Linked DNA regions of Mus musculus: regions 2 and 3 are each linked to region 1. A link is a loop called in an ENCODE intact Hi-C map of the cell type or tissue named here. Cell type or tissue: heart. All regions are shown on one strand.

Region 1 (8,000 bases):
GGAAGCCCCACCCCCAAGTGTCCCTAAACCTCAGGCTCCTTGCAGTCAGTGGAGATGTCAGAAGTCCTTTTCCTCAGGGACCGGGTTCCAGTGAATGGAGATGCACAGGGAGCACTGGGAACACCGGTGACATACCGGTCACAGCCAACCAATGTCATCTGAGGGGACCATCAGGGATTGTGGGGGTCAAATGTAGAATAGAGACAGATGTCTAGCTCCGAGCTTGGCCCACAGGGGGATCTATGAGTTCCGGGATGGGGGCAGGAATAAGGATGCACGTGACAGGAGCTCCAGAGTCCCTGTATCCTAATGTCTCTAGGAAGGAGATCAGTGAAGGCCCAGCAGGCCAACTGTCCCCACTTCCCGTTTGCAAGCCTTGAAACAGTTCCTCAGGTCACTGAGGTAAGCTGTGTCCAGTGAGGGGACAGATGGGGATTGTAGCCCTTGGTCGCCTTCTGCCAGCTGGTGTATGGACCTGTGTCTATCTTTCAGTACCTGAGCCATATGAGGAGGGGGGGTCCCTGCTGCGAGAGCGAAAGCAGTCCAAGCCAGGAAGAGGCTGGGCTGTGCAGGCTACTTGTCCCTGTAGGATCTGAGTTAAACTCTAATTTCTTGGCTTATGGGAAGCAAGCACTTCAGGCAGGCCCTCAGCCTACTGTCAGTTACCCATGGCTCCCATGGGGTCCGCACGACTGCCCGGTGCTATGCTTTATTCATATGTGTTGGAAGAGACCACTAACACGCAAGCTTCTTTATGACTATGAGCAATTACAGATTTACAGATAATTTTTGTGTGGTGCTGGGGAGTTGAACCCAGGGCTTCATGCATAATAGGTAACTGCTGTATCACTGAGCCACAGCCCAATCCCAACGTAGAGCTCATGTGTGCACACACATCTGCACAGGCACACTCACCCTGCATAGAGTAGAAGCCAGAGAGGGACAGATTTCAATTGTCTTCCCCTTTTAATTCTATCTGCCCCGCCACAACCATCACCACCAAAAAGAAAGAGAAAGAGGGAGGGAGGGAGGGAGGGAGGGAGGGAGGGAGGGAGGGAGGGAGGGAGGGAAAGAAGGAAGGAAAGAAGAAAGGAAGGAAGGAAGGAAGGAAGGAAGGAAGGAAGGAAAGGAAAGGAAAGGAAGAGAGAGAAAGAAAGAGGAGGAGGAGGAAGAGGGAGAGAAAGAGAGAGAAAGAGAAAGAGACAGGAAGAAAGAAACATATTTTTTGAAGCAGGGTCTCTCACTGAAACTAGAGCTCATCATTTTGGCTGGATTGTCCGGCCAGGAAACTCCAGGTATCTGTTTGTCCCTTCCCCCACCCTCTGGGCGCCCAGTGCTGACATTGTAAGTCCATGCCACCGTGTCTGGCTTTTACTTGGGTGCTGGAGACCCCAATTCAGGTCTTCATGCTTGCCCAGCAAGTACTTTGCCTACTGAGCCATCTTTGAAGCCTCCAAGATAAAACTTTCATGATGAGGATAGAGCTCAGTGGGTGGACTGCTCACATAGCATGCATACATCTTGGGGCCCCTCACACCCCACAAACCTGGAGCACTGGTCTACAGCTGTAATACCAACACTTGGGAAGTAGAGGCAGGAGGGTTCGGAGTTCAAAGTCATCTTTAGCTACATATTGAGGCTGAGGTCAGCCTGGGCTACATGAAACCCCATCTCAAAAACAAATAAAAAATGTTCTAAAGCAATGGCTCAGCAGTTAAGAGCACTTGTTCTTCTGGCGGCCCAGGTTTGGTTCCCCGTGTGTCCATGGTGGCTTGTGATCATGTAACGCCAGTTCCAGAGGCTCCATTCTCCACTTCTGACCTCCACGGGCATCAGGCACCCACACATACAAACACACAAAACTCTCATATACTTAAAATAAATGTCAAAAAATGATTTAGATACATAATTGTTTTTTAGAATGGAAGGAAGGACCAGAAAGATAGCTCAGTGGGTAAAGGCACTTTCCATGCAAACCTGACTCCTGGAATTCTATGTAAAAGGTGGAATGAGAGAGCCGACCCCACAAAGCTGGAGTACACACCATATACACACCGTGGTGTGCACGCCTGCACACATATACATATGGACAGTCACGATAGATAGATAGATAGATAGATAGATAGATAGATAGATAGATAGATAGATGATGGATGGATAGATAGATGATTGATAGATAGATAGATAGATAGATAGATAGATGATAGATGGATGGATAGATAGATGATAGATAGGTAGATAGGTAGGTAGATAGATAGATAGATAGGTGATAGATAGATGGATAGATAGATGATAGATAGATAGATAGATAGATAGATAGATAGATAGATAGATAGATAGAGATGATAGATGGATGGATAGATAGATGATAGATAGATAGATAGATAGATAGATAGATAGATAGATAGATAGATGATAGATGGATGGATAGATGATAGATAGATAGATAGATAGATAGATAGATAGATAGATAATAGATGGATAGATAGATAGATAATAGATGGATGGATGGATAGATAGATAGATAGATAGATGATAGATGGATGGATAGATAGATAGATGATAGATAGATAGATAGATAGATAGATAGATAGATAGATAGATAGATAGATAGGATGGTGTAATAAGAAATGTAATGAAGAAATAAATGAGGAAACCCTTCTAATCTGCTCAGCGTACAGCCAAGCATTTGGACAGAAACCCAGCGTTGAGACCGATCGGTTTTAGGAACAGCTGTTTCGCTGCTGCAGCTTAGTGTTGGTGTTTCTGTTTGAGGGAATCTTAGAAGCAGTGTTTACTTTGTTGGCAAACTCCAGGGTCGGGGTGGGGTAGGGGAGCGATTTTCTTTTTCCCATTGAACCAGGCTCTCAGCAGTTCCTAGGGGAAGAAAGAACAGGCAAGCTGGAGCGAAGGGCTGTGCTGGGATCCCCGGCCTGTGCTGTCTGCGTTCACTCCGCCTCTCCCTGCCCCCACACCCCTAGATGAAATGAAGTCCACATGTGCGGCCCATGGAGTGGCTAAGGGACAGGGGCAACAGGGGCCACCCACATCTGTGAGGCAGGTTATGTATGGACTCAAGGGGGTCAGAGCTGACGGGGCTCTGGGGTCACTGTCTCCATGCCCTTCCTGAACAGAGGCTGTCTGTCCTTCATGCCCCCAAGGGCTTGTTAATAGGACCTTACTGTTGCAATAAATGCATGGTCGTGTCTATTGTAAAACATTAGGAAAGTAGAAAAAGGCAACCAAAGGGGGAAAAGCAATCCTCCTCCTACCATCCACAGACAATAGCTCACTATTTTCATGTTCTTTTAACATTTTTATACGCAGCTTTGTTCGCATACTTCCACTATAAAAAAAAAAACCAAGCCTCTAGGAACACACTTCTCTCTCTCACTTGAAATATCATGAGACACTCCCACATCATTAAAAACTGTTACAAGATGTAATGGCTACATAGTATCTGATCACATGTATCATTTTATATAGCCAGTCTCTAAGTTATGCCATTTATATGGACAATTTTTCATCCTTACACTCAACATCCTGGGAGTAAGTAAAGGCTTATTTCTGTGATTATCTCCATACAATAAATGTCTATAAGTTGGATTGTTGCACCAAAGGGTTTGCACATGTTGAAGGCTTTTGATGTGCGTTGCCAAATTGCCCTCTGGGAGGCCGCTCTCATTTACATTCCCACCAACAGAGCACGAATGCGGCATGTTTCTCCAACTCTGTCCAACTGTGGGTATTATCATACTTTTAATTTATTTCAATATGATAAGTTTTAAATATATATCTATATGTATGTGTCTTGTTTCAATTTAGGGTGTATTTTCATTACAAGTTCTCTTTTTTGTTGCTTTTTGTTTTGTTTTTCAAGACAGGATTTCACTGTATAGCCCTGGCTGTCCTGAAACTCACACTGTAGACCAAATTAGTCTCGAACTCATAGAAGTCTTCCTGCCTCTACCTCCCTAATGTGGGAATTAAAGGCCTGGCTAGAAGTCTCAAGAAACCTGACCTGTTTGTTAAAGTTTGTGTTTGCCTGGCACCTAGTGGTGAAATTTGGAATTGCAAGTATAGAGTTTGGACCTGATTGGGGCAAAGAAACAAGTAATCATCTCGTACTCACTGATCAATCAGCAGAGAGGGTGTTCTGAGCACTGAACTTTGTGAATCAACAATGCAGGATGCAAAGGACCCACAGGCAAGGTATTTCAGAATTTAGGGGAATTGATCAGCTTGTATGTGTCAAAATGTTTCAGCATCTCATAAATAGGCTTGATATCATGCCTTGTGCTCCACACAGGGAAGGCACAAAGGCAAATCAGACCCGGTCACGGTCTTAAACAGCTGGGGATGGGAGAGAGAGACCATCTGGACACAGTGGAGTCGTCCTGAAAGTGTCTCACACATCCCTTTTTTCATCTTGAAGATGTGCCAAGCTTCTAAAGTGACAATGACTTGTCTGTCACTCAGGGCTTAATCTCATCTCCACTTCTCACCCTTTACACAAAAACACAAGACTAGGCCTTCTTTGCTTTTCTTCTTTAGACTTCTCACGTTCTTCACCCTCAGTGTGGAGCTTCCATGGCTCTCTGGCTTCCTACCTGCCTTTGGGAGGGCGTGTAAAGGGTCCTTGAATACAGGGAATGTACCAGGAAGATAACAAAGGAGGGTGCGGTGAGGGTGCTGGAGGGGGGTCCATAGGTCGGTCTGTGATTTGGAGCTAATATTCAAGAAGGACGGAATGACCTTTGAACTGAGACTTCTGTGACAAGATGCAGAGATCTGAGGGGCAGGTGAGTACTCTCCGCAGAGGAAAACAGATGAGGGTACAGGTCATGGAGTTTAGAGCAAGCTTCGTATGTCAAGAGCCATCTGAGGCAAGGATGGGAAGAAGGAGAAGGCAAGTGACAGAGATAGGGTGAAAGGAGGAAAGGTGTCGGGGGACTGGAGAGATAGTCCAGCAGTAATGGCTGCTTTTGCAAAGGACCTGGATTAAGTTCCCAGTATAAGACGGCTCACAACCCCCTATAACTCCAGTGTTAGGGCATCTTCTGGCTTCCATGGGCTCATAACATGGTGCACATAAACTCATACAGGTGCACACATGCACATAAGTAAAAAATAAATCTTAAAAAGGAGGAGGAGTGTGGTGATCGCATCCAGGGGCTACATGATGTAGGCCCTTGTAGACTGGCAGTGGGGAACAAAGATTCCCCAAGCCCCATGCTGCCCGAACCCTCACAGTGCACCCTCTAAGCCATCAGTATCCCCTGAAGCGACTTCTGGCCCACACACACGTGCATACAAATGAGAGTGAGAGATGGGGAGGGGAAGGCTTATGTAGCTCACAGTCCTGGAGGCTCAGAGTCTATGATTGGGGCAGAGCCTTGGTCCAGCTTCTCTTCCATGAGCTCTCAGCAGCAAGCATGGGGCCCGGCTCCCACCTCTATGGATCCTGCTGGGGCCCTGTTGTTCCTTGTTCTTTGCCATCTCTGTTCAACCTTACTCTGCTTAGAAATCAGCTCCATCTACACAGCATTTCCAAACCCTGCTCTGTTCTCTCAGACAGACCCCCTAGCTTCTGCTCTGTCCGTGTTCCCTGTGCACACAGTGGAGGTAGCACCTCCATCTTCCACGCCTATTGTGCAAGGGACGACATTCCATGCCGAGCAGGCACAGGCAGTATGCACAAAGGGAAAGACCAAGCCACACGGTGTGGCCCCGCGTGTTCAGAGTTAGTGAGCAGTGGGCTGGGAGAGGAGAGAGATGCAGCCCGGCCAGCTCCTGTACCTACCTTCCAGATGAGACTGGAGCTCTGCAAGTCCCTGAAGAGTTCTGGGCAGCTCTGTGTGGGTTGACCCTCTCTGAGCCAAAACTCTGAAATATCTCCAGTCAGAAGCCTGTGATGTCAACAGGGTACCACAAGTGGAAAAATCCCACATCCGACCTGTGACGGTCACAGCACAGGTGGAGGGGCTGGGGAGGTGGCGCAGTGGTCAAAGAGCTTGTCTCAAGAGCTTGGGAAGCAGAGTTCAGATTCCCAGAACTCTCGGAAATGCCAGCTGACTGCAGTAGGCCAGCTGCAACCCTAGCTTCAGAAGGTAGAGACAGAATTGCCAGGGCAGGCTGGCTATCCAGACCAGCCACAGTGGTGGGCCTTGCAGTTCCCTTAAGAGACTGCCTTGGTGAATGAAGGAAAAGAAGGACCTAGAATGATTGCTTCTCAGCATCAACCTTGGGCCTACACATACACATGCATGCATACACACACATACACGTGCATGCATATACACACACATGCATGCACACACATACACATGCACACACATACACATGCACACACATACACATGCATGTACCCACATACACATTCATATACACACATACACATGCATGCATGCACACATGCATGCACACATACACACATACACTTGCATGCACACAGATACATGCATGCACACATACAGATAGAGAGACAGAGACAGACAGAGAGATAACTTGTAACACCATGACACATATCTCTAATCCAGGTCCTTGGGAGGCTAAAGCAGGAAGATCACAAATTTGAGGGCAGCCTGGGCTACACAGAGAATCCCAGGCCAGCTTAGACTATGAGACTCTGTCTCAAAACACCAAAAATTAAATTATAAATATAAAATAAGATTACCTTTGAGCTCTATGTATAAAATATATATGAGCCCTGTGTGAATTTCATTTAGAATCAAGTCCTGTCTTAGTTATCTGATTATGTGCACACAAATGCTCCGTGTATCCCAGGCTGGCCTTGAATTTCCTGCATAGTAAAGATGACCTTGAATCCCTGGTCTCCCTGCCTCCTCCATCTTGCAAGTACTAGGATTACAGACATTTGCCACGGAGCCTGCCAGAGTGTGTGTGTGTGTGTGTGTGTGTGTGTGTGTGTGTGTGTGTTTATGGTGTGTGTGTGTTTATGTCTGTGTGTGTGTCTCTGTGTGTGTGTGTCTCTCTCTGTCTGTGTCTGTGTGTATGTGTGTGTGGTGTGTGTGTCTCTGTGTCTGTGTGTGTGGTGTGTGTGTCTCTGTGTCTGTGTGTGTCTGTGTGTGTGGTGTGGGTGTCTGTGTCTGTGTGTGGTGTAGGTGTCTGTGTGTGTGTGTAGGTGTGTGTGTGTCGGTGTCTGTTTGAGTGTGTGGTGTGTGTGTGTCTGTGTGTGTGGTGTGGGTGTCTGTGTCTGTGTGTGGTGTAGGTGTCTGTGTGTGTGTGTAGGTGTGTGTGTGTGTCTGTGTCTGTTTGAGTGTGTGGTGTGTGTGTGTCTGTGTGTGTGGTGTGGGTGTCTGTGTCTGTGTGTGGTGTAGGTGTCTGTGTCTCTGTGTGTGTGTGTGTGTGTCTGTGTCTGTGTGAGTGTGTGGTGTGTGTGTCTGTGTGTGTGTGTATGTGTGTGTATATCTGTGTCTGTGGTGTGTGTGTCTGTGTGGTGTGGGTGTCTGTGTCTCTGTGTGTGTGTGTGTGTGCATGTGTGTGTGTGTGTGTGTGTTTGGCAGTACTAGAAATTGAAAATAGATTTTAATTGCACACTAGGCAGTCTTCCACTGTGCTCTACCTCCAGCCTCCGGAAATACTTCTGATGACCAGCATTTTAAATAATGTTTTCCTCCCACCACATGTTTTAAAGGTCTCCTGCTTTTGAGGCAGAGGCAGAAGGAAGGAGGAATCTCACCAGGAGAAGTCTACAGTAGTTTATTGACAAAGATAGAATTGAAAACTGAGATAGAAGAGTTGCCAGGACATGAGGCTCAGCCTGAGCAAAAACCTTCTGTTAGGATCTGGGGCCTGCTATATGGCTCAGCAGGCAAAGGTGCTTGCTGCGAAGCCAGACCACTAAGTTCACTCTCCAAGACCCCCATGGTGGAAAGAGAAAACCGACGCCTGGGAGTTGTCCTCTGACCTTCAAGTAATTACCACGACACTCTCAACCCGCACAACACACAATAAATAAACACAATAAAAAATTTTAA
Region 2 (8,000 bases), 87 kb before region 1:
GGATGTACTGATAACAAGGATGTCACCCACCTCCACCCCAGATGATACCACAGAGCTTATTTCTCCCCACCCCCACCCCAGCTTCCACAAACTCTCTCTGCACATGCCCAACCCTGTTGAGACTGCCAGTCTCCTACCTGGAACTTTCTGCTAACTGTGCTCCCTTCTCAGCCCTCATGTAGGTTAGGACCGTCCCTGCTGCTGTGGGCTCAGAGGCACCACCACCCCACCCTTTCCCACCCCACCCACCCCCCCGCCAGTCACATCTGAGTTCTTACAACTCCTATCACTCACTGTTAGAATTGGTCAGTCAGCTGTCTGCCTTTCCTATTGGGCTTTTTAAAGCTTGGTGAGATCAAAGGCTGTGTGTTACTTCCTCCTGAATTCTCAGGGATGGCACAGTGCCCTGCTCTTCAGTGGAGCCTGGACAACTGTTTGGTCATAAATAAATGAGAAAAATCTAAACTGTAGAGATGCAATTGATTAATCGCTGTTAAAAAGTTTCTCTACACAAGAAAACTCTTCATTGGTCTATTAAAGGATTCATTGAGTTCAAGATAGATTGAAACTTCTCCTTTCATGTAGTAAGATAGTTTAATTTAAAGTCCAATATAATGGGGCTAGCAAGATGGCTCAGTGGGCAAAGCCTTCCTGGGTAAACCTGAAGACCTAATCTCAATCTCCTGATCCCATGGTGGAAAGAGAGAAAAATGCTTTCTGACCTCCATATTCATCATGGCAGGAGCAAGTGCCCCCCATGCATAACACACACACACACACACACACACACACACACACACACACGATGAGTGCACACAGCTATGTAATCCCAACCCCCTCACTCTCCCTGTCCACTGATCTCTTCTCCATACCCCTGCATTTATCATCTTAAAGCCGCGTTGGGCTGGACTCTTTGTGCAGTGTTCTGAGAACAGCTCACACTTGGCACAATGCCTTCGAGATCCATCCATATTGTCATGTGTCTCCATAGCACATTCCCTTTTCCCTCCGCACAGTGCTTCATGGCCTGTATGGAGTACAGACTGTTCGTCAATCGCTCACTGTTGGATATTTCCCTTGTTTTCAGTTTGGGGCTATAACAGCTTCTCTGCAGGGGTGTGTGTGTGTGTGTGTGTGTGTGTGTGTGTGTGTGTGTGTGTGTAAAATTTCATTTCTCTGAGATAAATGCCCAAGGGGGTGGTTGCTGGGTCATATGGTAAGTACATATTTGTTTGGGTTTCTAACACTAAACTGTTTTCCAGAATGCCTCTACCAGATCAAATGAAATCTAAAACTCTTAACGTCTTTCACGTATCTTCACATTCTGAAATTTACCATGTGATTGCCGTCAATATTTCCTGCATTTATGTTTAGAACTGCATTGGCCAGCGTTATGATTTTGGCTTCAATAATAAAGCAGTAGTCTTTTAGACTTAAGAGAAGGGAGACCTGTTGTATTTTGGTTCCATTGAGACAGTGGTCTGTCTCACTCTAACCCTAGCTGACCTAGAACAAATAACATATTAATAGTTCAGACTTTTGGAGCTGAGATGAAAGGATGGACCATGTAGAGACTGCCATATCCAGGGATCCACCCCATAATCAGCATCCAAACGCTGACACCATTGCATACACTAGCAAGATTTTATTGAAAGGACCCAGATGTAGCTGTCTCTTGTGAGACTATGGCGGGGCCTAGCAAACACAGAAGTGGATGCTCACAGTCAGCTAATGGATGGATCATAGGGCTCCCAATGGAGGAGCTAGAGAAAGTAGCCAAGGAGCTAAAGGGATCTGCAACCCTATAGGTGGAACAACATTATGAACTAACCAGTACCCCGGAGCTCTTGACTCTAGCTGCATATATATCAAAAGATGGCCTAGTCGGCCATCACTGGAAAGAGAGGCCCATTGGACTTGCAAACTTTATATGCCCCAGTACAGGGGAACACCAGGGCCAAAAAGGGGGAGTGGGTGGGCAGGGGAGTGGGGGTGGGTGGATATGGGGGACTTTTGGTATAGCATTGGAAATGTAAATGAGCTAAATACCTAATAAAAAATGGAAAAAAAAAAGAAAAAAAAAAGTTCAGACTTTCTTAGAACTCACAGCAATCCCTCTGCCTCAGACTTCCCCAGTCTGGCGATTACAGGTGTGAGTCATGGCACCTTTCTTATTTAACCCATGCATTTGGGTTTGATTTTGAGGTAAGACTACTATGTAACCCCAGTTTCTAACTCTCTATGTGATTAGGCTGGCCCCAAACTCATGGAGATAACCCTGCCTCTGCATCCTGGCCCCACCTGTGCTGCTTCTCACTGTCCTTCCATTTATAGAGCTTGCTTGGGTATGCTTCCGATTGTGGCCACCCCCTTCAGTCTCCTCCACCCGAGGACATGTCAGTTTCTCACTGCACAAGGGCGCTTTCGCTGAACATAGAATTGTGGGTTTGGAGATGAATGGTTTTGGTGAGGGTTTGTTTGTTTGTTTTTTAAATACTCAAAAAAAAATGTATGCCACTCCCTCCTGGCCCCCATGCTCTCTTTCTTGGTAAGAAGTCATGGTGTCTCATTGTTTTTTCTCCAGGTATTGCTGTTTTTGGAGATTGGTCCCATCATTCAAATAGCTGTGACCTGTCATTTGTGTGTCTCTGGGAGTCGCCGTCTCTCTTTTAAGGTGTGGCGAGTGACCACTGGTGGACTCTTTGGCCTTTCCTGTACATTGTTGAGAGACTGGCTCTTGTTTAATTCCTTTGCCTCATGTAACCCCCAGATGCCACCAGGCTAGTCTCCTTCCTATTACTGTAACAAACACCATGACCAAAAGCAACTCAGGGAGGAGAGGTTTATTTGGCTTACACTTCCACATCATGGTCTATCGCAGAGAGAAGTCAGAACAGCAATTCAAGACCGGAAACTGGAGGCAGAAGCTGAAGCAGAGGCCATGAAGGGGTGGGGACTGCTAAGGATTGCACCACCTACAGTGGCCTGGGCCCTCCCACATCTCTGATCATTAGTCCCACAGCCCACAGACTTGCCTATAGGCTAATCCTATGTAGGTACTTTATCAATTGAAGTTCCCTGATAACCTTAGTCTATACCAAGTTGAGAAAAAAAATCTGACCAGCACAGCCATAGTGACAGGCAGAGGAGACCACCACCTTGTTTATTCTCAGATTTTCCTGTCCCCACGGACACCCTTGTTAGTACTTTATGGGAGAGAATTGGAGGTCCAGGTCCCTGCCCCAGGACTCCTCCAGGACCACTCCGGGTGCCTCATGACTGCCCCCATGTGGCCTCTATGGACTCTCCTGTGTTTCTGAGTTCCCTGTGGACGCCTACTTCTGGGTTTATAGAGGGGAGTGTAGTCGGCTGTCTGTGCTTTCCTCAGATCTTACTATGCATGAGAAGCAATCCCCATGGGTGGCAAGAGTCAGTCTTCACAGGCAGGAATTCCAGCTGTTCTTGCAACAGGAGAGGGGGAAAATGCCCAAGCAGCCTCCTCCAGCCTCCTGTCGAGGGGCTGAGATAACTGGAGCCCTTGAGCACGGTTTAAATGTCCAGATTGGGCTGGTCTTCATGCATTTGGCTTTTTTAAAAGAACTCTTCCTCTGTAACACTCAATCCTCCTGTCTCAGCTTCCCAAGTGCTGGCATTACAGGTGTGGCCCACCACGCCTGCTTTTCCTTAGACTTTCTCAGAATTATCAAAACTATTTAAACTCTTTTGTTTGTATTCTGTAGGTAAATGCCAGTGTGTGTGTGTGTGTGTGTGTGTGTGTGTGTGTGCGTGTGCGTGTGCGTGTGTGTGTGTGTGTGTGTTTAAGTGAAGAACACATAGGTGTGTTTGTGGGAATCTCAACAAATCATAGATGAATTTAGCATCACTTCTTGTGAAGAGCATGGTGCCTGATGGGGCTGGCCGGCCTGGGAGGCAGGCCCTGCCTGGCACATGGTAGGTTCTTCGAGAAATCTCTGTGATGTCTCTAGCCCTGACTGGTCAACACAGGGAGCCCTGGATGCAGGATACCCAAGCTGCGCCCCACCATCTTTGCTGATCTACCCCCACCAAATTTAAGAGCAGGTGTCTGGAATTTCTTTCACAAACCTGACTAGTTGTTGTTGGTTTTGTTGTTTTTAGTTTTCTTTTAATTGGCCCAGTGGCTCAGAATACTTGCTGCTCTTGCAGAGGACCCGGATTCCGTTCCCAGCATACACATGATGGCTCACAACCATCCATAGTCTCAATTACAGGGTAACTGATGCCCTCTTCTGACCTCCACCGACACCAGCCACATACATGATACATGTATATATACATGCCGGCAAAACACTCATGCACATGAAATAAATAAATCTTTTATTAAAAAAAAGTCTTAATATGGATTTTTGTTATTTTTTAATTATGTGTATATGTGTGTCTGTGTGTGGGTAGAGCTTGTGCCCAAGAAAGCCAAAGTACAGAAGAGGGCACTGGATCCCCTGGAACTGAAGCTATTATTGTTGGTTGTGAGCCACCTGGCATAGGGAACCAAACTCAAGTCAAAGTACATAATCTATTTGAATGAAAATTTCGTCATGAAACCCACGAATATGTACAAGAATGTACATGAATTCAAGTACAAGATAGTAAATCAGAAAGAGCCTGGGGCTGGAGAGATGGCCAGTGGTGAAGCGCTGCCTGCTCTTGCAGGACACCCTATTTGCGGCTCTCCAGCCCTCAGAAGCCTGTCTTGTTGGCTCTTACCATAAACTGCAGGCATTACAGTTTGTAGGCATGGTGCTGGCCCATGCATCTGTCCCAGCCTGGGTTGCCCAAGAAGGCTGGCAGGCGCCTTCAGCTCCGACCCATGGGGTCTTACAGAAGCCTCTGTTGTTTTATGTTTTAGCCTCCCATTGTCTTCTTTAGAAAACTCTTGCAGATGTCAGCACAGTTGGGGCACGGGGCCATGGCTTCAAACAATAGCTTTGCATCTGCAAGACAGCCCACAGGCCACTGGGGGCTGAGCCTTTAGACATGGGAGGCTTCAACCCTTTCCTCTGGCAAACAGGCCTAATGCTTCGGTCTTTTGTCTGGAAGTAACATACCTACACTGTGAGCCCCTGCCCTGTAACAGAGGTCCTGGAGACCAGGCTGCAGGGCCATTGCTTCTCACAGGCTAAGTGCGGCCGACTGTCAAACAGCAAGAGTAGTGCCATCGATAGGCGCCAGCTTCAACAATCAAACAATGCATCTAAAGGTCTCCAGGGAGGAAAAAAGGAAGCAGTGTAGGTGTCGCCCCTGAGTGTGTGGAGGGGACTGGCCCTAAGCACCCCACTTTTAACAAAATCTAGGTCCCTTCTCTAAAGTGACCATAGTCCAGTAGATGGCTCAACAGGTAAAGGTGCTTGCCATACAAGCCTGATGATGTAATTTTGGTCCTTGGTACTGATGGAGGAAGCAGCAGACCCAACACACAAACAATAATGTCAAATATAAGATGTCATAGTATCTACATAGAATCTACACACACCCCTGGATACTATGAGCCATTTCTGCATGAAACGCATGCAAAGCCGGGTAGTCAGAATAAGAAATGTCCCCCGCAGACTTCTGTGTTTAAACAATTGGTTCAGATTATCCTATTGTATTGTGAGTGGTGTGGGTATGTGAGGGGGAGGGGTACACATAGTTGTGCATGTGTGCAGAGGCCAGAGGACAACTTTGTTTTTGTGAGACAAGTTCCCCGACTGACCTAGAACTCACCAGGTAGACCAGGCTAGCTACCCAGAAAGCCACAGGATCCTCTTCTGTCTGCCTTCCCAACACTGGGTCTACAACCCCATGCCATCTCACCAGTTTTTTTTTATGTGGGTTCTAGAGACTGAACTCGGATCCTTTTATTATTGAGTGTGAGTTTTCCGTACCAGACTGAAACCAAGAGCCTCAGCAAAGTTTCCCTGCTCTTGGTCACTTGTCTCGGGTATTCAGCTGCTGCTATGGTAGAGGAGAGTTCCAGCATGGAACATTCGAGAGATGGAATGGAGGAGGGAGAGGGGACAGGAGAAAACGCAGCACATATGACACTGTGAGCAGTTCTCAATGAGCTGTGCCAAGGTAGCGAAGAAAGCTATGCCAACTGAAGAGCAGCTGTAATCTCGTTGCTACTGCTTAACGGCATCCCTAAGAGGCAAAACCATGGCAACAGAGGTAAAAACAAACTCTTAGGCAGATCGCTATACACCAGAATTCATAAAATCATGACTCCCCATTAGCCACCAAAAGATGGGTGCCACCAAAGTGTCCAATAAACTGCTGAGATACGAGCTGATACACACAGTGGTGTAATATGCAGCCTTTAAAAGAAAGGGAATTCTGGTTCGTGCTTGTTTGGTAATTTTTCCATAGCTGGGATAAAATATCATGACCAAAAGCAACTGACAGAGTTTATTGGCTTATGGTCCCATAATGGCATAGCAGTAGGCAGCCAGAGCCGGAAGCTGAGAGCTCACATTTCCACCCACACACAGGAAGCAGACAGGAAGGAGGATGAGGCTCTGAACTCTCAAAGCATGCTTCCCGTGACACACTTCCCCCAGGAAGGCTGCAGCACCTCGCCAAAGCGTGCCACCAGTCAAGGACCAAGTAGTCCAATACAGGAACCTGTGTGGGACATTTCTCATTCAAACCACCAGATAGCATAGCATAGATGTACCCTGGAGATACGCCATGTGAGACACGCCAGAAAGGAAAGAAACAGAAGATATCGTGTGTGAGAGAGGGATGCTGGTACTCTGAAGATTCACAGAGATACAAGTCAAATAGATGTTGTCGGCAGTGGGGGATGAAGGGTAGTTACACTTTAATGGGTACAGTTTTTCTTTATGATAATGGGCAGGTTCTGGGAAGAAACAGTGGTGGTAGCTGCAAAGATTATAAATATATTTAATTTCACTCAGTTGTGGACTTAAAAACTGTGAGACTAGGCATGGTGGTTCATGTCTGTAATCATAGCAACACAGACTGCCTCAGGGGGGATCATTTTGGGTTCAAAGGCAGCCTGGGCTGTATAGTGTTTCAGGATAGACTGAACTAAAACTTGAGACCTGTCTGAAAACAAACAGAAACAGGTGTGGTGGCATACACCTACAATCTCAGCATGTAGGAGGGCGAGGCAGAAGGATCGCCCATGAGTTCAAGGCCATTCTGGTCTACACAGGGTAACCGGGTTATCATAACAAGGCCCTGCCTCAAGGAAGAGGAGGTGTTAAAATAGTAAATTTTATTTTGTTAAGGGGTGAAGGTCAGAGGACAGCATGTAGGAGTCAGCTCTGTCCTCCCACCATGTGGGCCCTGGGGATCGAACTCACGTTGTCAGGTTTAGCAGCAAGCACCTTTACTTGCTAAGCCGTGTTTCAAGTCCTATGTTACATATATTTCTCCACTGTTTTTAAAAAACTGTAAGGACATCCAGGTGGAGTCCCAGTCCTGAGAGGAGGCAGTAGACATACAGTACCATCCCTAACCAAGGAACTATCTGCAACTGATACCCACTGGCAAAGGAGACTTCTCCCGCAGAGTGATTAGCAGTGGGCATGTCGCCCACACTCCAGGACAGTCCGTATGCCCAAAAGTATTTGGCCAACTCAACATGAACTCCGTGAGGTTTTATTTTGATGTGGACTTTTTCTCTCATTTTGTTTTCTCTGGGCATTTTTGTGTGCATGTTATTGGTCTTTTGCTTGTTTTGATTTTCATTTTTGTGGGGTTTTGTTTATTTTTTTTCTTGAATGAGAAAAAAGAGAATGTAAAGTTGGGTTTAGAGAGGAGGGAAAGTTCTGGGAGGAGTTGGGGGAGGGAAAAAGACAATGACCATAACATATTGTATGGAAATTTTTTTAGTAAAAACCATAAGAAGGGACAACAAACCTGTGGCTGGCATAGATCATAGGAGAGTGACAGAGAATGGCAAGGGAATTAATTAGTTAGTTAATTAATTAATTGATTATGGAATGATGCTATCT
Region 3 (8,000 bases), 210 kb before region 1:
CAACACTGGAAACATATCAAGCCCATAGCTAAAGTGCAGGGCTCAGAAATGGACCTGGTTTCAGGAGCCCCTGAGCTTAGGGACTGTCCCCATCACTCACCTTCTGTCTCTGTCCTTCTCAGGCTGCCTTTCCTCGGGGTGCTTGCTCTGTAGGAAGGTGACTGCCAATAGCTGTGGCTAAGCCAATCCTGATTAGCACCACCCCAGATAAGCACTGTCCTTCCTCACCAGCCCCTATGACTGGAGACCGGGAGGTATTGAGGGCTAAACTGTGAGAACTCTTCAATTCATACCTGAAATCTTAACCCTTCCCTGTGCCTCAGCATGAGATGATCTTCAGAGAGTGGTACTTAAGGTGAAAGGAGGCCAGGAAGAGATTTGGAGAACATATGCATGTACACACACACACACTCATTTGCACTCATGCACATACATGCACATGCATGCACACGCACATGCATATAGGTACACACATATATATGCATGCACACGCATGCATACACGAATATGCACACACAGACACTGTGTATACACACACACACACGCAGATAGGTGCGTGCATATACATACTCAGGGACACATGTGCACATCTATACACAGGTATATACACATGAACACAGGTGCACACATGCATATACATACACATACACACACATGCAGCTATGAGGGAGAGTTGACTACTAGAAACATGGTTTGGGGGACAGTAGCTACCCCAGGAAGATCAGAGTTCTGTTCCCAGAACAAGAGAAAATTCACACATCTAGGTAAACAGTAGATGACCCGTTAGGCTTGTACCAGGGACAGATGGCTAGATGGTTCTTATTGTGACAGTAGACAGATTCTGGGTTTGGCCAAAGACCGGCTCTACTTCAGGCACCCAAGGACTTTGTTTGCCCTCTTTAAATTTGCTATGTAGTAGATGCTGGCCTTCTTGCCTCTGCTTCTGAGTTCTAGTACTATAGGTGTGCAGTGCCCAGGACTTGCTTCAGTCTTTCATTTGTAAACAGGGTACTTACTTCGTGGGATTATGTCAAGATCGAATGTATGAGTGAACACCTAGCAAAGGTTCCCCTCCACATCTCAAGAGGAAGCTCTTGATTGTCATGAGCTCAGATCCATGTGGTCACCCAGGTATGGAGAGGGGAGAGAAGGTGCAGACATTGCCTGGGAATGCTCTGGAAGGAGAGAACAAAGGGCTGGTGAGTTACACCAGCATGCTCTCCTGGGCTGGTCAGTTATACCTTCGTGCTTTCCTGGGATATGGGTGAGAAAATACCGGTGACCGAGGAGTAAGAGAAACAGACAGGAAATCACAAGGCTGGAAACCATTCAATCAGATGCTACCAGAATCCGGAAACCCTGAGCACAGCCTGTCACTTCTGTCCCTTCAGGCTTGTTTCTAATTAGACTCCACCTGCCTTGAGCAGTCTCAGGAACTTTCTGGAAAAGTGGTAATCTTCGCCATTGTCTTTTTGTGCCCTTCTGCATTGCTGTGTGGTATTGCAGGGATGCTGCGTGTGGCCTCCAGATGGTGTGTGCTGGACTTACCTCATGGGGGATTGGCGGGGCGGGATGGTAAGCCATTTCCAGAAAGGAACAAATGTGTACGTGAGAGGTAGAAATTCCCCACTCGTGTGGAAGTCCTTTCTTTAAACACCAAGCATGGTGTGGACATGACATGAGCTGATGAGAGTGGCTGTAATTTGTGGAGAGTGTTACTAAGCAGAACGCTCTGAGCGGTAAAGCCACTGGTGGTCGGGTTTTCGCTCCATTGGTGTAGAGTAAGAATGAGCTTAGGGAAGAGAGCTTGCGCTCTTCAAACAAGAAATTATGTTCATTTGACACATTTTTGAAATTGTATATGTATGATATATATACATATATATATACATATACACACATATATATACACACACACACACACACACATATATATATATATGCATATATATATATATATATATATATATATATATATATATATATTCCCCCAGGAGTGGTAAATCCCAGCTGACTTGATATTGTGGAAAGGTTGAGTGTCTGTAAAGGTGTTATCTAAACTAACCACAGCAGACAGAGCTGAAGGCAATCTTCGGGTCTGATCTATCTTCCTCCCTCCTTCCTCCCCTCTCTCCCTCTCTCTCCCCCCCATCTTTCCTTCCTCCCTCCTCTTATCTCCCCCTCCCCCATCTCCCCCTCCCTCTTCCCCCTCTTTCTTCCTTCCTTTCTTCCTTCCTTTCTCTCTCTCTCTCTCTCTCTCTCTCTCTCTCTCTCTCTCTCTCTCTCTCTCTCTGTCTCTTTCTTTCTTTCTTTCCTTCCTTCTTTTCAGTGCTAGAAGTTAAACCTGGGGCCTCACACGTGCTAGGAGAGCATCCCATAGCCGGGTTTTACAGCTGCTGAACTCTTTTCAAGACAGGGCCTCCTGGTTTAATCCTGGCTCAACCTGACTTTGCAGGCCTCTTGCCTCAGCTTCTCCAGTGCTGGGGTTATGGGGTGAGCAACCGTGCCCGGCAGTCATTTTTAATTTTTTTTCTGAGCTGGGGATTGAACCCAGGGCCTTGTGAGTGCTGAGTAGGCAATCTGACTCTGAGCTTCCCCCAGCCCTTTAAATTAGCTCCCCCTCCCTCCTCTCTGCAGTGATGCTGAGGATAGAACCTAGGACCTTGTATATGCTAGACAAGCACTTCAACCCTGAGCTGGGCTCTTATCCCTCATGTGTGTGCGCATGGGCGTGTGCCAGAACTCTCTGGAGAACGATGTCATCGCATTTCCCACACTCTTCTGTGCACAGATGTCAGTCCGTTTGGTTATTTGTTCATTTACTCACATGTCCAGTCCTAGTTAGGGTGACATATAAGACCGTTAGGGTCCGCTGCAAACCCATCCTTAGAAGAAGATGCTTCAAGTTGTAGAATCAATCAATTAAAAAAAAACGGAGTAAACTTGTGTAGTACAAAGAAAAGTCCTACAAAAGTTAAAAGGAGACATTGCTGAGGCTAGAGGATCTATACAGACAGGTTGGTTTGCAGAGAGCAGAATCCTTCACTGGGGAGGTAGGAGCTGGGTAGAGTTTTGAAGACTGGTTGGCATGTTAACCAGCTTGCATAGGGTCACAGGGCCTTGAGGCCTGACATCCTGAGCAAGATAAAAGGGAAGCATGAAGTTTAAACTCTTGTTGAAAGGCAGCTGTGGGGATTAAGATGAGCTGAGGGCTAGCAAGGAGTGGGGCTGTGTGCTGTGGGATGCACCATGGAGTGTCTGAGTAGAGTTTATTTCAAGAGGGGGACCCTAGAAGTGGCAGGAGGGCAGACTGGAATTGCAGATCTGGATGCATCACAGAGGCCCCTAAGAGGGTGCTCAGGGGAGGCACTGTCTCTGTTTGATCATGGTCACATCCTCTGAACCTAGAGTGGTGCCTGATTTGTGGAGAAGCACTGAGAAACATGTGGCAATGGCCTTTCCTGGGAAGAGGTCCTGAGGAGGTGAAGGAGGGCCCTGGGTACTGATGGGGAGAAGAGCTGCAGAGACACCAGGACCCGTGGTAAAGAGTCACAAACATGGTACCGGTAGGGGAGCAGACGGAGATCACAGGAGCTGCAAGGCCTGGGGCAGGGAGGGGGTGGGGGTGGAAGTTGCCCTAACCTGAAACAGGACTGGATTCAGGAGATGTGGTGAGCATAGTTTGGGGCTGTGGTTTTACAAACCAATTGGTAGATTCACTGACGAGTGGAAAATGCTAATTAGAAGTCTTCTCTCCCGATGTCATCTAGCCACTCCGAGTCTATTAATTATCGAATGTGCCCAGCACCATAAAGATCTTGAAATGCAACTAGAGTCTGACCTTTGGGATTTGGAGCTTTTCTCGTGACCACCAGAGGGAGCCCATTTATTTCATTAAATTCTGTAGAATTCTAACAGAATTAAAAAACAAAAACAAAACAAACAAACAAACAAAAACCAAACCCTTGGGTCAATGAGTCAAGAGGCTTGCAAACTCAAGGCCAGCTTGGGCTACCGAGAGAGTGCAAAGGTAGCCAGGGCAGCTTTATGAGATCTTTAAACAACAGAACAAATTTAAAAGAGCTGGGGATACAGCCCTGTTGTAAAGTGCTTGTCAGCATGTTGGGGGCCTAGGAATGTCCAGCACTATAGGCACACACACACACACACACACACACACACACACACACACACACACATCACAGAATAAGGAAAACTAGACACATAAGAGGAGAATGGAGAAAAATATGATATGCGCCCCCCTAGAAGAAAATCTAAGGGTGCCATTTTCCTATGATGCATCTATTTACAGAGTACTCAACACTACCTTGAAAGCATGGTTAACAGTAAGATGAACAGAAGAAATGCCAGAAATGGCAAACATGGAGAAGTCTGGGCTATCAAGGACTTAGTTAGCAACCTAGGCCATCTAGCACGCCCCTTGTTGTCACGGGGATGTCTAGGGACTGCGACTTGCTGTGCTTACTAAATATCAAGAGAGGGACATATTGCACAAAACTAAAGTGAAATTTGGAGAGGGGGGTGAGACAGAATCTTACTCTGTAGCCTTCGCTAGCCTGGAATTCTCTCTATAGATCAGGTTGGCTTCAAATTCAGATGTTTCTCTGCCTCTGCCTCTGCCTCTGCCTCTGCCTCTGCCTCTGCCTCTGCCTCTGCCTCTGCCTCTGCCTCTGCCTCTGCCTCTGCCTCTGCCTCTGCCTCTGCCTCTGCCTCTGCCTCTGCCTCTGCCTCTGCCTCTGCCTCTGCCTCTGCCTCTGCCTCTGCCTCTGCCTCTGCCTCTGCCTCTGCCTCTGCCTCTGCCTCTGCCTCCTGAGGGCTGGGCATACCACCAAGCCCAGCTTAATTAAAAGGTTGATGGACTTTTTAACACACACGGCTTTGGAATCATTCTAAAGCTGAATGCTGAGTTACAGTTAAGTTGAGGACTACAGCCATGAAGAGGGGAAGAGATTTACCTTAAAGTCTCCATATGGCCAGGAGGTCAATCAGGGAGACCTATGTGTGGGCCATGTGTCTGAATCATGGGGGAAAGCAGGGTCTTCAGTTCCCACTCGGGCTGGAGAGCACAAAAATTCACATTCTGGTTTGAGACCAAAGACATATATACAGAACCTATATTACAGAACCAAACGCTGGTGATATTCATAAAGTATGGAGGTATTCTTCCCGAACGTTCTCTCTTGCTTGGCCCTTTGGTTCTATTTACAGTTTGACAGAAGATCCACCCGCGTGTAGAGAGCAATCTGGGTTCCTGAAGTCAACCAATTGAAACCTTACTCTCACCCAAAGGTGACTTCCCAGGCCCCTGCAGAGTAATGCTTGCCTGCATGTGTGGCTATTGCGGCCCAGTGAGTTCACACTTGACTCAGCATCTCGCTTCCCACTCCTTACCTCATGGCTCCTGTTCCACCCTGCTGGAACTCTCACTTTCTCTCACCCATAAGTTCCTTTTTCCTGCCCTCCAGGCATCCACTGAGCCCTTCCTGGCTATGCCATCCTTACCTCTGGCAGCCACCCAAGGCCTTCCCCTGGCTGTGCGGGAGGAAGTCTCGGGTTTAATAGGGTTCGGTGACTTCCCTCTTTACTGTCGAGTACAAACAAGGTCCTTATCTCCAGACTTCTCAATCTATTTCCTGACCTGTCCTGGAGCCCATCCCTCAGATCATAACTTCTTCCCGTGTCCTTCTGCATTACTCAGGTTCTCCATCATCATCCATGAGCCTGGAACCTTCTTGGCATTCCTTTGTGTTCTTTGTGACATGACTCACAATATCGGAGATGAAAGAATGACTGGAAGATGGTTAGAAAAATCGGGAATGTATACACAGAGCAGAATTCTATTCAGTCATTAAAAAGGACAGGATCCTGTGATTTGTGGCAACATGGATACACCCAGCCAGCCAAGAAACATAGTCTGGCTACAGAAGGACAAGTTCCTTGTGGTCTCAACTCATATGGTATCTTAAAAGGCTAATCTTACAAAAGTAGAGAGGGAGAGAGAGGAGAGATTGGCCCCAGATACCAAGTTGCATTTGGGCAGGAGGGATCAGGTCTGGCCATGCTTTGCACGGTAGGATGATTGCCATTGGCAGGAACTTAGTCCCTCTTTCAAAACAGAGGATTTTGAACAATGAAAGAAGTGACACTGAATGTGCCAAGTATTCTAGGTTGCTCTTGGTTACTCAGTGTGTGCATGCATCCAAATATCATGAATGTCTATGCACCCACTAAAAGTGAACTCTGTGGACTAGAGGGAGGGGTCATCAGTTAAGAGCACATCCTCTTGCAGAGGTTTGGGTCCCAGAGCCCACATCAGGCCTGTGCATTCGTTCAGTACCTGTTCCTAGCTGCCTGAATGCAGCAGAGATTGGCACTCCATTGGCCCAGGCACTTCTGCATATAACTCTAGCTCCAGGAAATACCATGCCCTCCTCTAGCCTCCACAGCACGTGAATACATACCCACATACTCACACATATATTTTAAATCTTAAAAAAACATTTTAAAGTCTCTCCCCTCTCCTTACCGAGGAATCTGGATCCATTCCCTAAACACAGCTTGATCCCATTCCCTGAGATGTTTCTTCTTTTTTTCAGAAGAATCAGTTGCTCCTGATTCCTTGACCACCCCCACCCCAACACTTTGGGTACCCCTTACCCACAGCACCTGTGAGCCGACAATGGAGTGGGAGTGCCATTTCTATTGTCTGTGGCTACTTCTGCTCTGTGATCACTCAAAGGCAGGGTCAGGCCTGGAGGAAGGGCAGCTCAGCTCTCACTACTGTACACATGGGCTTCAGTTGATTTTATAAATGTGTTTATGTGATTTGTGAAGTGACAGAGACATGTCTCATAGGGATTGTTGCAAAGAAGAGGCAGTAAAAAGTCTATAAATAAGCTGCTGTGGCCGATACTGTTCTAGGCTTTCCACGCCATCCAGCAGTGTGGAACATGCCATCAGTGGGCACTCTGTCCACACCCATGGCCAGTCAACCCTCCTCTGGTGTCTAATCTTCATCCTGACTCTTTATCATGCTTTCAGCACATAGTAATTTTTGTTCTTGCTCATCTGAGATGTCACTCAGGCCAAGCTTGGCTCTACTGACTTCTGAGTTTGCCCCAGGGGCCAATGATTGGAAAATCACTTGCTCTTTTTTTTTTTTTTTTTTTTTTTTGGTGGCGCTGGCCAGGGTCCCTAAGCAATGAATCACATCCGGTTGGACTCCTTGCCACTCTCTGATGCGGAAATGTAATCCCTGTGGGGAAACGTTTAGATCTCCTTCCCCAAAATGCCTACTGTGCCCTTCATCACTCACGTGGTCTGTGCATTCATTCTGTCCCCGTTCCTAGCTGCCTGAGTGGAGCAGAGACTGGAGCTCCGTTGGCCCCGGCACTCCTGCATGGATGCATCCTACTATATTGCAGATTAGAATGTGCCTATCATAGCCACATACTAAGTGTTGGCCATCAGCCTGTGGTGCCATGGGTGGTAAAACCTTTAGGAGGTGAACTTTTAGGAGGTGAAACCTTTAGAAAGGAAGTGAGATCATCATGGGGTGGAGGGGGCGTTCTTGTTGCCCTTTGCTCCCCACCCACCATGAGATGAACAGCCTCCTGTCATAATGTTTTGCCTCACTTTGCTGACTGTGAGCTCAGATAATTATTTCTTACTTTAAGTCAATTCTCACTGATATTTTATCACAGAGACAAAAAACTAATACCCTCACAACTAAGGCCACCTCTGCACACAAGTACCTCCCTGTCTTTTCTGTCTAAGCCCCCAAGCGTCTCCCATTTTTCTCCATGTCTCGCAGAGGCAGAGGCAGAATGCCCCACATGAGCCACTTAATCCCTCACTGTTGGCTCAGGGCCCTCAGTCTGTCTTCCATCCTTAGATGATGGAGCAGTCATCATGGGCTGAGCTATGTTCCCTTCTACTGTTGACATTTGGTCTTTTGCTATGTATTGTAATGTTAAATA

The links. A loop is a pair of places that touch in the nucleus more often than their neighbours do. Peaks named below come from ENCODE experiments on the same cell type or tissue, not always from the same donor. Only the 100,000 strongest peaks of a DNase experiment are listed, where the experiment ranks them.
Region 2: it touches region 1 in a loop (3-fold over the local background); 10 of 42 quality-filtered maps call a loop at or near these places.
Region 3: it touches region 1 in a loop (10-fold over the local background); 15 of 42 quality-filtered maps call a loop at or near these places.

Annotation. Positions count from the first base shown.
Region 1 is chr11:51,530,451-51,538,450 of GRCm38, forward strand. The region is part of intron 5 of Col23a1 (collagen, type XXIII, alpha 1); the gene reads left to right. Among named protein-coding and RNA genes, the nearest start is that of Phykpl, 50 kb to the right of the region's middle. In heart, CTCF peaks have their summits at 4,063 and 4,274; no DNase peak of the experiment used is centred here; H3K27ac peaks cover 307 bases; H3K27me3 peaks cover 2,161 bases.
Region 2 is chr11:51,443,923-51,451,922 of GRCm38, forward strand. The region is part of intron 2 of Col23a1 (collagen, type XXIII, alpha 1); the gene reads left to right. Among named protein-coding and RNA genes, the nearest start is that of Phykpl, 140 kb to the right of the region's middle. In heart, a CTCF peak has its summit at 3,285 (motif pointing left); no DNase peak of the experiment used is centred here; H3K27ac peaks cover 711 bases; H3K27me3 peaks cover 4,752 bases.
Region 3 is chr11:51,323,241-51,331,240 of GRCm38, forward strand. All of the region lies in intron 2 of Col23a1 (collagen, type XXIII, alpha 1), which reads left to right. Among named protein-coding and RNA genes, the nearest start is that of Col23a1, 37 kb to the left of the region's middle. In heart, a CTCF peak has its summit at 3,865 (motif pointing right); no DNase peak of the experiment used is centred here; H3K27me3 peaks cover 573 bases.